Linked DNA regions of Homo sapiens: regions 1 and 3 are each linked to region 2. Evidence: chromatin contacts called from ENCODE Hi-C or POLR2A ChIA-PET data. All regions are on one chromosome and are shown on one strand. Each heading gives the region's core, a stretch centred on a gene start or an enhancer-like site at or near the end of the contact. The rest is flanking DNA. Distances are from core to core; before and after follow the strand shown.

Region 1 (3,439 bases), core at 398-2,897, 430 kb after region 2:
GTTGGGATTACAGGCGTGAGCCACCGCGCCCGGCCAACATCACGTTTTTAAAAATTGATTTCTTCAAATTCATGGCAAATATTTCCCTTCCCTTTAACTTCTTATGTCAGAATGAGGAAGGATAGCTGCATTTATTTAGTCAGTTTTCATTGCATAGTAATATTTTCATGTAGTATTTTCTAAGTTATATTTTAGTAATTCATATGTTTTAGATTATAGGTTTTAACATACTTGTGAAAATACTTGATATGTTTTAAAGCCTTGGGCAGAAATTCTGTATTGTTGAGGATTTGTTCTTTTATCCCCCTTTTAAAGTCATCCGTCCTTGGCTCAGGATTTGGAGAGCTTGCACCACCAAAAATGGCAAACATCACCAGCTCCCAGATTTTGGACCAGTTGAAAGCTCCGAGTTTGGGCCAGTTTACCACCACCCCAAGTACACAGCAGAATAGTACAAGTCACCCTACAACTACTACTTCTTGGGACCTCAAGCCCCCAACATCCCAGTCCTCAGTCCTCAGTCATCTTGGTAGGTATACATTGTTTGTGGGTTTGCCCCTACTGAGGACGTTTCAAGCTTTGGCAGAGTGTGTTGACTTGTGAAGACTAATGTGGAATTTGTCCAGAGATGTTTCTTTTTAGTAGAACTCTTGCAGTTTCTCAGTTAAATCAGTCTTCCTTTGTTATACAATACTTGCATTTATTTGTTTTTGTTGTTGTTCTTGATAGTTTCATTATTGTTGGTAGTAATTGTGGTGGTAGTACATGCCTTGAAAAGTATGGTAAAAGCATGCAAATATGAACATCTAACACTTTGTGTAAATGCATGGACAGAATTTTCTGAGCTCTCTTAGAAGAGGGTGGTGATAGAACATAGAATGTGGAAAACATTTTAAGACTTTTTTTTTTTTTTTTTTTTTTGAGATGGGGTCTTCCTGTGCTGCGTAGGCTGATCTCCACCTCCTGGCCTCAAGCAGTCTTTTAATCTCAGCCTTCTGAGTAACTGGGATTATAGATGTGCACCACTGTATCCAGCCTAGACAATATTTTACTCTATTATTTTATTTTTTTTTTTTTTGAGTCAGGATCTTGCTCTGTTGCACAGGCTGGAGTACAGTGGCACAGTAACGCGTCACTGCCATCTTGACCTCCCAGGCTCAGTCCATCCTCCCACCTCAGCCTCTCTAGTAGGTGGGACTATAGGCACATGCCGTCACTCCTGGCTGATTTTTTTGTATTTTTTTAATGTGACAGGGGTTTGCCATGTTGCCCAGGCTGGTCTGGAACTCCTGGACTAAGGTGATCTGCCCACCTCGGCCTCCAAAAGTGCTGAGATCACAGGTGTGAGCCACCACGCCCGGCCTGGACAGTATTTTAACTATCACACTCTCATGCTTTCTCATTCTAACATTTTGAAGTATCAACTATGATTTCATCAACCTTTACATTCCGTGGTTTGTATTGTAAAGGTCCCATGTGTAGACTGGATGTTTTCTAAACTAAACTCCCACAGAAATTGTGACATTAAGCCACCATTCCCCACCAGCACTCACATGCCACACTGTATTAAGGAATAGCAGGGGATTTCATTCATTGTGGAGCTGGCCATGTGGGCTGGTTTATGGTTAGGGCATATAGAGAGACAGGGAAGCATATTCCTCTGTTCTGTGAAATGACTTACTGTGTTGGAAGTACATGAGACCACTCCGGGGTTTGAAGCGATGTCTACCAAGGGAAATCATTAGAGACTCAGTGCCCAAAGTTTTTGCTGGGGCAAGAAATGTAGGTACCCTGTGCCTACATTTTTTGCTATAGCACATAGCAAAATTACAGATTCCTAGAAGGAAAGCAGATGTTGAGCATAAACCACATTGTTTATACAGACATTCTTAGCACAGTGAGCCACTCTTAATAGGTTAGTGTGTTGGCACCCTTTGCCAAGTACATACCAGCAGTCCAAATTCTCAGACATTAGCCAAGGTCCAGTCATCAAGCAGGCCTTTTTGAGAGGAATTGTAGGTCCCTATATTAACTTTTTCTGCACACATAACTAGTGAGTGATAGGACTTTTTAGATAGAACCATGCTATTCCCATATTCTTTATAAAACCTGTGTGTTTGGTGCATGCCTATAATACCAAGTTCAAAAATGAATGCGCCTAAACCAGCTCTGCCATTTGTTTTTTTTTAAATTAAATTCTGTTGACACTCAGCTAGCTGGGCACAGTGGCTCATGTAATCCCAGCACTTGGGGAGGCAGAAGGAGGAGGATTGCTTGAGCAGGAGTTCGAGACCAGCCTGGGCAACGTGATGAGACACAAAGGCTAAAATATTAGGTTGTTGTACTATCTGGCCCCATAGAGAAAAAGAGGGCCAACCTCTGTCCCATATGGTAGAACTGGCTTTTCAAATCAGTAGTGAAAAAACGCTTTATTAAAACCGTTTGAAAAATGAAGTTGGATCTCTATGCCAAAATGCCAGTGGGTCAGATAGTTAAACATAAATAGTGAATCTAGAACTATAATAGAGAAAACACAGGAGAATTTTTTTGTTGTTCTGTGTGAGGGAGACCTTTCTGGGTATGGCAGAAAACACCAAATTAGGCAGACAAACAATGAAAAAAATACTCAAAATTTGTATCATAGACAAAAAGAGTTAATTTCCTTAATATAAAAAGAGTAAAAATAAAGCAGATCAACAAACAGGTTAAAAAACTGGCTAAAGAGATAAGAACAGTCTATAAGTAAAGAACACTTAAGTATATGAAATGATACTTAGCACATTTGTATCATTTTAGTTTGTATTTTTTAATACCATTTTCCACCAATTAAACCAGGAGATTCAAAAGTGTTTGATATTAGAGTGTGTTAAAAAGGATGTGTTCTATCTGTGGACAGTAATTTTATAATATTTATCAAAATTCAAAATATATTTACCCTGTGAAGGGGCAACTTTATCCTACCAGTTGATCCTACAGGTATACTTGTACTTGCACAAAATATCTTACATACAAATGTATTCATTAGTGCATTGCTTTTAATAGCATAAGATTTGACCTAAAAGTCCATTAATATAGTACTGGTTTTATAAAATGATACCTATGTGTACTAGATTTCTGTGTAGTCACCAAAATGAGTATGAAGTAGCTCTTTGAACATTAATGTGAGACACTCAATGGAAATTAAATGATTTGTGAGACAGTAAGGTATATAGTGTGTGTATATATATGTCTGTCTGTCTGTCTGTCTATATATATTGTGATATAGTATCTCTGAAAGAGACATTCAGGAAAACCGGGTACAGTGTTTGCCTTTGTGGAGCAAGTATGGGAGAGTGGTGTGGAAGAGAAACATAATATTCGTCATACATATTCTTGTATCTATTGGATTTTGTTTTTTGTTTGTTTGTTTGTCACCCAGTCTGTCACCCAGGCTGGAGTG
Region 2 (3,085 bases), core at 327-2,826:
AAAACAAAGCCCTGTTTCTCTGCCCCTCAGGGAGCGAGAAGGGGCCATTCTAAAATCTCTGTGATCTTCAGTATTTTTATTTCTGCATCAAATAGATATGAAACCAGCTGGGTGCAGAGGCTCACACCTGTAATCTCACCACTTTGGGAGGCAGAGGCAGGAGGATCACTTGAGCCCAGGAATTCGATACCAGCTGGGGCAACATAAAGAGACCCCTTCTCTACAAAAAAATTTAAAAATTAGCAGGGTATGGTGGCACACACATGTGGTCCAAGTTACTCAGGAGCCTGAGGCGGGAGGGGATAGCTTGAACCAAGGACATTGAGGCTGCAGTGAGCTATGTTAACGCCACTGCACTCCAGCCTGGGCGACAGAGCGAGACCCTCTCTCAAAAAAATAAAGACCGGACGCGGTGGCCCACACTTGTAATCCCAGCACTTTGGGAGGCCGAGGCAGGTAGATCACCTGAGGTCAGGAGTTTGAGACCAGCCTGACCAACATGGTGAAACTCTGTCTCTACTAAAAATACAAAATTAGCCAGGCGCGGTGGTGCGTGCCTGTAATCCCAGCTACTTGGGAGGCTGAGGCAGGAGAATTGCTTGAACCCGGGAGGCGGAGTTTGCAGTGAGCTGAGATCGTGCCATTGTACTCCAGCCTGGGCAACAAGAACGAAACTCAAAAATAAATAAATATAAAAATAAAATAAAATAAAAAAGAAATGAAACCTCAGAGTCTTGCCCAGCCCCCGGGGAGAGGGGCATGGCGGGGCACACCCACTTTCCCGCAGCTTGGGCATTTCTAACTAAAGGCTGTAACTTAGGAGGAGGGGCTGGACCCTATAAATAACTAGTCTGGGGGTAGCGGTCTGGGAGGCGGGTGACGTTGCAAAACACCGAGCAGAAACCGGTCTTCTCAGTCCCTGACCTCGGACACCGCTGGTTTGGTCCGGTGGGAACCGACAGCTTGGACTCGCGGCGGGTTGGAACTACAGCTCCCTCCGTGGGGCCCTCGATTGGAAGCACCTGCATTGGGAGCTGAGATACTCGCGGAATTCCGCCACCACTTTTCCGTATGGAAAGCTGAGGGCTTGTGAGAGCGTTATACCGATATGGCCTCCACCTGTCCAAACCGGGAAGGAAGGAATTCCAATGGCCAGCTCTGCTCCTTTACCCTGCAGCTCTCTCCCTCTCATCCTCATTCCAAACCTAGCCTAGAGGTGCAAGAACCCCAACCTTCCGCAGCTGCTCCTTTCTGCAGAACTACATGTCCCAGCAGGCCTGGGGCCGAGCCCCGCCCGCTTGCGGGTTAGCAGTGGCCCAGGAGGGGCGGGCCCGCCGGCGGGAGTCGGAGCCGCGGGGCGCAGGACTGAGCAAGCCTGAAATGCCAGGGGCAGAGCACAGAGCGGTGGGAGGAAGGTGGGGCTGAGGGGCGGGGCCACAGATCCGCCTGATAACCTGGGAGGAGGGGTCGAACGTCAAGGGCAGGGCTGGACTCTGAGGCCCGAGACGAGACTGGATGACTGGGGCGTGGCCGAGGAACCCCAGGGCGGGACCCGAGGAGGGGCTGTGCCCTGCCAGACAGAGCCCCGCGCGGCGCGGCGGCAGCTTCACTCTGGTTCAAGCGCAGGGGATCGGCGGGAAGCTCTTTCACCCCCGCTTCTGCCGGGCTGTAACTGCAATGGGTGAGCCCAGCGGGAGGGCTGTGGGGGGCGGGGGGCTGCTGAAGGAGCACGATTCCTGAACTTTCGCTCCCACCGATGAATGGGTGGAGCGAGCCTGAACACCTGGGCCCATCCCACGGCCGCGATTCCCGCGGGGCGACAGGTCCCTTGACCTCGGTCGGCCCCTTCGGACAGTATAGCCTTCAGGGCGGGGTAGGGAGGGCGGCTGTGGAGTATTCCAGGCTATGTAGGCAGTCACTCGATCCCCGCGGATACCGTCGCCTGGCAGGAGAGGGAGATGGGCCGGATCGAGTTGCCTTTGACATTTCCATCCCCCCGGGAACTGTGTCCAACTAACGATTCTACTTGGAATGGCCTCCCCTCAGTTGAGTCGGGCGGGGCCCTCCCCCTCAGACCAGACTAGCTGTGGCAGCCAAGGCTGAGGTTGAGTGTCCGGTGGGGAGAGGCTCAGCAGGGGCAGAGCCCAGACTCCACCTGGCGGAGGCGGCAGATTACAGAGGTCTCTGGCACCACTGTTAACACCGGAACCACAGACTTCCTCCCCCAAAGCCCCGGTACCAGATGCCATTAAAATTGCCCTCTTTGCTGCCCTCGTGGTCTTCGTGGTCCGCGTGGAGCAAGCAGCAGCACCAGCCCTTGGAAAGACAGGCCTCACCATGCCATGTCCATCTGATGGAAGCTGGTCCCACCAGCTCAGCCCCAGGGCTCCTTTCTGCTACTGCATTCAGGCAGCCAGGTCAGATCATTATCTCCCATCTCCTAAAACTTACACTGTGGAGAGCTGGGCTGGGATTTTAGATCCAGGCAGCCTTGATACCTGGCTAACTTCAGACAAGTTCCTTTTTCTGTTTGGGCCACGTTTCCTCACCTGTAAAATGGACACTGCAGCTATGTCTGCTGTTCCACATTGTTGATAGAACTGGATGCTGTGGTGACATTTGGGACACTATCATGGTGCCTGGGGTGGGTGGGTGCCCAGGCCTGTGGGCTTCTGTCTTTCATCAAAGAACTTCAGATCCCAGAAAATTAAGATTCTCAAAACATAACTGTCGGAAAGGGCTTTTGAATCCACCTTGGTGGCCTCTTCCTGCCTCCAGGGCTCATGAGATAGGCTGACTTCATATGAAAGTTTTGAGGATGAGGAAGTCTCTCTCCTCTTCAGATACTGACCCTCTCTCTCCTTATTTCCTTGGTGCCCAGAATAGGGCTTTGGTTATCTTGAATGAATGAATATAAACTCACAGGTGTGATCTGAGCCACCTAAAGCCTTCTTTGGGTTCTGCTCAGCTTGAGGGCATCACCTAAAGGCCACTGGCTGCATTTTCCAGGAGGTGTTTTCTAAGCTGTATCTATATAGGAATGGGGAGGAAAGCTAAGTCATTGTAGACTGAGAGAAAGGGAATA
Region 3 (3,442 bases), core at 878-3,377, 300 kb after region 2:
TGAACCCGGGAGGCGGAGCTTGCAGTGAGCCGAGATCGCGCCACTGCACTCCAGCCTGGGTAACAGAGCAAGACTCCGTCTCAAAAAAAATAAAAATAAAAATAATTAAAAAAAGAAAGAATGAGGCTGGGCACGGTGGCTCACGCCTGTAATCCCAGCACTTTGGGAGGCCAAGGCGGGCCGATCACGAGGTCAGGAGATCGAGACCATCCTGGCTAACACAGTGAAACCCTGTCTCTACTAAAAGTACAAAAAATTAGCCAGGCGTGGTGGTGGGCGCCTGTAGTCCCAGCTGCTCGGGAGGCTGAGGCAGGAGAATGGCATGAACCCGGGAGGCAGAGCTTGCAGTGAGCCGAGATCGCGCCACTGCACTCCAGCCTGGGTAACAGAGCAAGACTCCGTCTCAAAAAAATAAAAATAAAAATAATAATAAAAAAAAAAGAATGAGGCTGGGCGCGGTGGCTCACGCCTGTAATCCCAGCACTTTGGGAGGCTGAGGCGGGCAGATCACGAGGTCAGGAGATCGAGACCATCCTGGCTAACACAGTGTAACCCCGTCTCTACTAAAAAATACAAAAATTTAGCCGGGCGTGGTGGCGGGCGCCTGTAGTCCCAGCTACTCGGGAGGCTGAGGCAGGAGAATGGCGTGAACCCGGGAGGCGGAGCTTGCAGTGAGCCGAGATCACGCCACTGCACTCCAGCCTGGGCGACAGAGCGAGACTCCGTCTCAAAAAAAAAAAAAAAAAAAAAAAAAAAAAAAAAAAGAGGTAAAGCTATAGGTACTGACATACAATGATTGTTAAGATATATTGTTAAATGACGAAATAATTACAAACCAGCTTACCAACTTCCCATGTCAAAATCTTTCAAGATGTAGTTCAGGTTCCAACTCTTCTAGAAAGCCTTCCACGGTCACATCTCTCCTTAGGGAGCCCTGCCTTCTAAAGGCTTTCCAAGCACAGGCAGGTACAAGATTGGAGAGCCCCAGAGTCTTATGGGAGATTTGGGGCCAATGAATCCATCATATACCCAGTAGGGGGAGCCAGAGCTTAGCTCCTCGCTTCTGGAGATCCCTCTCCTGCATAAATTCCACATGGAGTGTGGAGAAAACAAAGATATGCACAAAAATGTCTTTTAAAGGGACTGCGGAGAGAGGAAGGTAGCTGTAGTGTGAAAGAGTTTTTTGTTTTTGTTTTGAGACAGGGTCTTGCTGTGTTGCCCAGGCTGGAGTGGAGTGGCCCCATCTTGGCTCACTGCAGCCTCAACCTCCTGGTCACTCAAGCAATCCTCCCACCTCAGCCTCCTGAGTAGCTGGGACTACAGGCATGCACTACCCTGCATGGCTAATTTTTTTTTTTTTTTTTTTAGAGACAGGATTTTCTTTATTGCTCAGGCTGGTCTCAAACTCGAAGGAGTTTTTGGGGTTTTATTTCACTTTATTGAGGTTTTCAGAGTAGCAATCCTTGAATCAAGCTTCCCTCTGCATTTATCTGCAGATTTGATTTACAAAGATGTGAGCATACAGCTTCTCAGAAGTGTGTGTGTTTTGTTTAAAGCCAAATAGATCTTATTGTGGAAGGAATGGAATGTTGCCACTGGATCACTGGATCACCAAATTCAATAAATTGAGGTGGGGTGCGGTGGCTCATACCTAACCTCAGCGCTTTGGGAGATTGAGGTAGGAGGATTGCTTGAGGCCAGGAGCTCAAGACCAGCCTAGTCAACATACCAAGACCTCATCTCTATTAAAAAAAGAATTTAAAAATCACTACAAGTGGCACGTACCTGTAGTCCCAGCTACTTAGGAGGCTGAGATGGGAGGATCGCTTGAGCACAAGAAGTTTGGGGCTGTAGTTAGCTATGATTGCACCACTGCACTTCAGCCTGGATGACAGAGCCAGATCCTATCTGAAATAAATAAATAGAGCATTGGAGGAGTTAGGTAGGAGGCAGCTTAGAGAAAGAGCACTGGATCTGAGGTTGAAGCTCCCAGTTAAATCCTGTTTCTAATCATTAACCAGCTTTTGACTGCAGGCAGGTAACTAAATCTCTTGGCTGACTGTGAACTTCTGCAACATAAAACGTGACGGTGTTTACAGAGCACAGCTGTAAAGCATTCTTAGGGCTCCCTGAGTCATCGGCTGAGCTCTTACAGTCCAGGAGAGATGGCAGAACTCCCTCACTTAAAGTCAGGCCAAATAATTTTGACTCTGAAGCACCAGAAACAGGGGGAGGTAACTTTTACACCAAGCTCCAAGCCCTCAAGCCTCCAGCCAGGCCTTTACCCAATCCTGAACCATTAACCTCTGTACTCCCCCTGGTTGTAGCCTACCCTATATAACCACAGTGAGGCAAGACACCCAGCCATATTGCCTGCATGAGGAATAAGCCATGTGTGGCCTTTCCCCGGGACTCAGGGGACCTGAGCAACCTGGAGGAAGAAACTGAAACCTGGGCTCTCAGATATTGCTGGGAGGCAGCTTCTCAGAGAACACCGGGAGCTCTGCTAGGATCTGAGCTGACACAGTTGGATGGAGGCCCCAAGAAACAGGCATTGGTGCTCTTTGGAGATGTCCTTTCAGGCAGAAGTAGCCACTATGCTGACCAAGAAAGAGGTGACTTGAGTGTTAGCTTTGCCCCACAGGCACGGTCTCAGCTCCTAAAAGTCCAGTTTGGCTCTATCTGTATTTGAAGGAAGGTGTCGACTTGTGTTTTCCTTGAGATCTCTCCCCTCCTCAGGTCTCTTTCTTACCATCAGTAGCCAGCTGTGGCTACAGCTGAGGACAGGAATTTTCTGCAGGGGCTATTCAGCAGGGCATGTCAGGGCCTGCAGGAACTGGTTTAACTTGCTTCTGAGAGTCTTGACTCTGCCTCAGACTCCTTTGGCTTTAGGGTAGGGAGGTGATTCTAGAGGTAGGGAGAGCAGGAGACAGGATACAGCCAAAGGGATCTGTCAAGTCAAAGAGGTCCCTGGAGAGGTGACTTTTTGCTCCACAGAAGGAGGAGAGGGCCTCCCAGGCTTCCACTAAACTATCTGCTCATAGGTCCCAAGACTCCAGCTTCTCTCTTCCTTGTTTTTTTTTTTTTTAATTTTTTGAGGCAGAGTCTCGCTCTGCCACCCAGGCTGGAGTGCAGTGGTGCGATCTCACCACTTTACTCCAGCCTGGGCGACAAAGTTAGACTCCATCTCAAATAATAATAATAATAATAATAATAATAAATAAAGTGATGATAGGTGTGCTTCCATGTACCCCTCCAGATCTACTCTCTGCCCTACTGGGTACTCCTGGTCTATCAGTAGGCCTTCTTGTCCTCTGCCTTCTGGTTAAATTCTCCCAATGGAGATTAGGAGGAAAGAGGATTGGGACAAGAGGTTATTTATGGCCGGGCACCGTGGCTCATGCCTGTAATCCCAGCACTTTGGGAGGCTGAGGTGGGGAGA

The links. Hi-C counts contacts between places; a loop is a spot of excess contacts on that map. ChIA-PET counts read pairs that join two places held with the same protein, here RNA polymerase II (POLR2A). Pooled maps may share reads with other maps.
Region 1: a loop to region 2 is called in a pooled map, with 5 times the contacts of the local background. The contact joins the enhancer-like site here to the promoter of MYORG in region 2. A Hi-C loop is called at or near these places in 5 of 50 pooled maps. POLR2A ChIA-PET finds 5 or more read pairs at or near these places in 2 of 52 experiments (OCI-LY7 and activated CD4-positive, alpha-beta T cell).
Region 3: a map of mammary epithelial cell shows a loop between it and region 2 (17-fold over the local background). The contact joins the enhancer-like site here to the promoter of MYORG in region 2. A Hi-C loop is called at or near these places in 4 of 168 maps with a recorded cell type or tissue (Caco-2, PC-9 and mammary epithelial cell), 7 of 37 single-sample maps with no recorded cell type and 14 of 50 pooled maps. POLR2A ChIA-PET finds 5 or more read pairs at or near these places in 2 of 52 experiments (A673 and activated B cell).

Annotation. Positions count from the first base shown.
Region 1 is chr9:33,945,464-33,948,902 of GRCh38, reverse strand. UBAP2 (ubiquitin associated protein 2) reads left to right here. Exons shown (of 29, transcript NM_001370062.2): 13 at 316-529. Among named protein-coding and RNA genes, the nearest start is that of SNORD121A, 5.7 kb to the left of the region's middle. Within about 2 kb of position 1,647, at least 3 of the 41 ENCODE cell types and tissues checked have a DNase peak (open chromatin) inside an H3K27ac peak, as active enhancers do.
Region 2 is chr9:34,375,389-34,378,473 of GRCh38, reverse strand. MYORG (myogenesis regulating glycosidase) reads left to right here and starts at 1,576. Exons shown (of 2, transcript NM_020702.5): 1 at 1,576-1,681. RefSeq lists a silencer at 1,212-1,601 and enhancers at 1,647-2,227, 2,228-2,809.
Region 3 is chr9:34,071,981-34,075,422 of GRCh38, reverse strand. No RefSeq gene overlaps it. Among named protein-coding and RNA genes, the nearest start is that of UBAP2, 25 kb to the right of the region's middle. Within about 2 kb of position 2,127, at least 12 of the 41 ENCODE cell types and tissues checked have a DNase peak (open chromatin) inside an H3K27ac peak, as active enhancers do.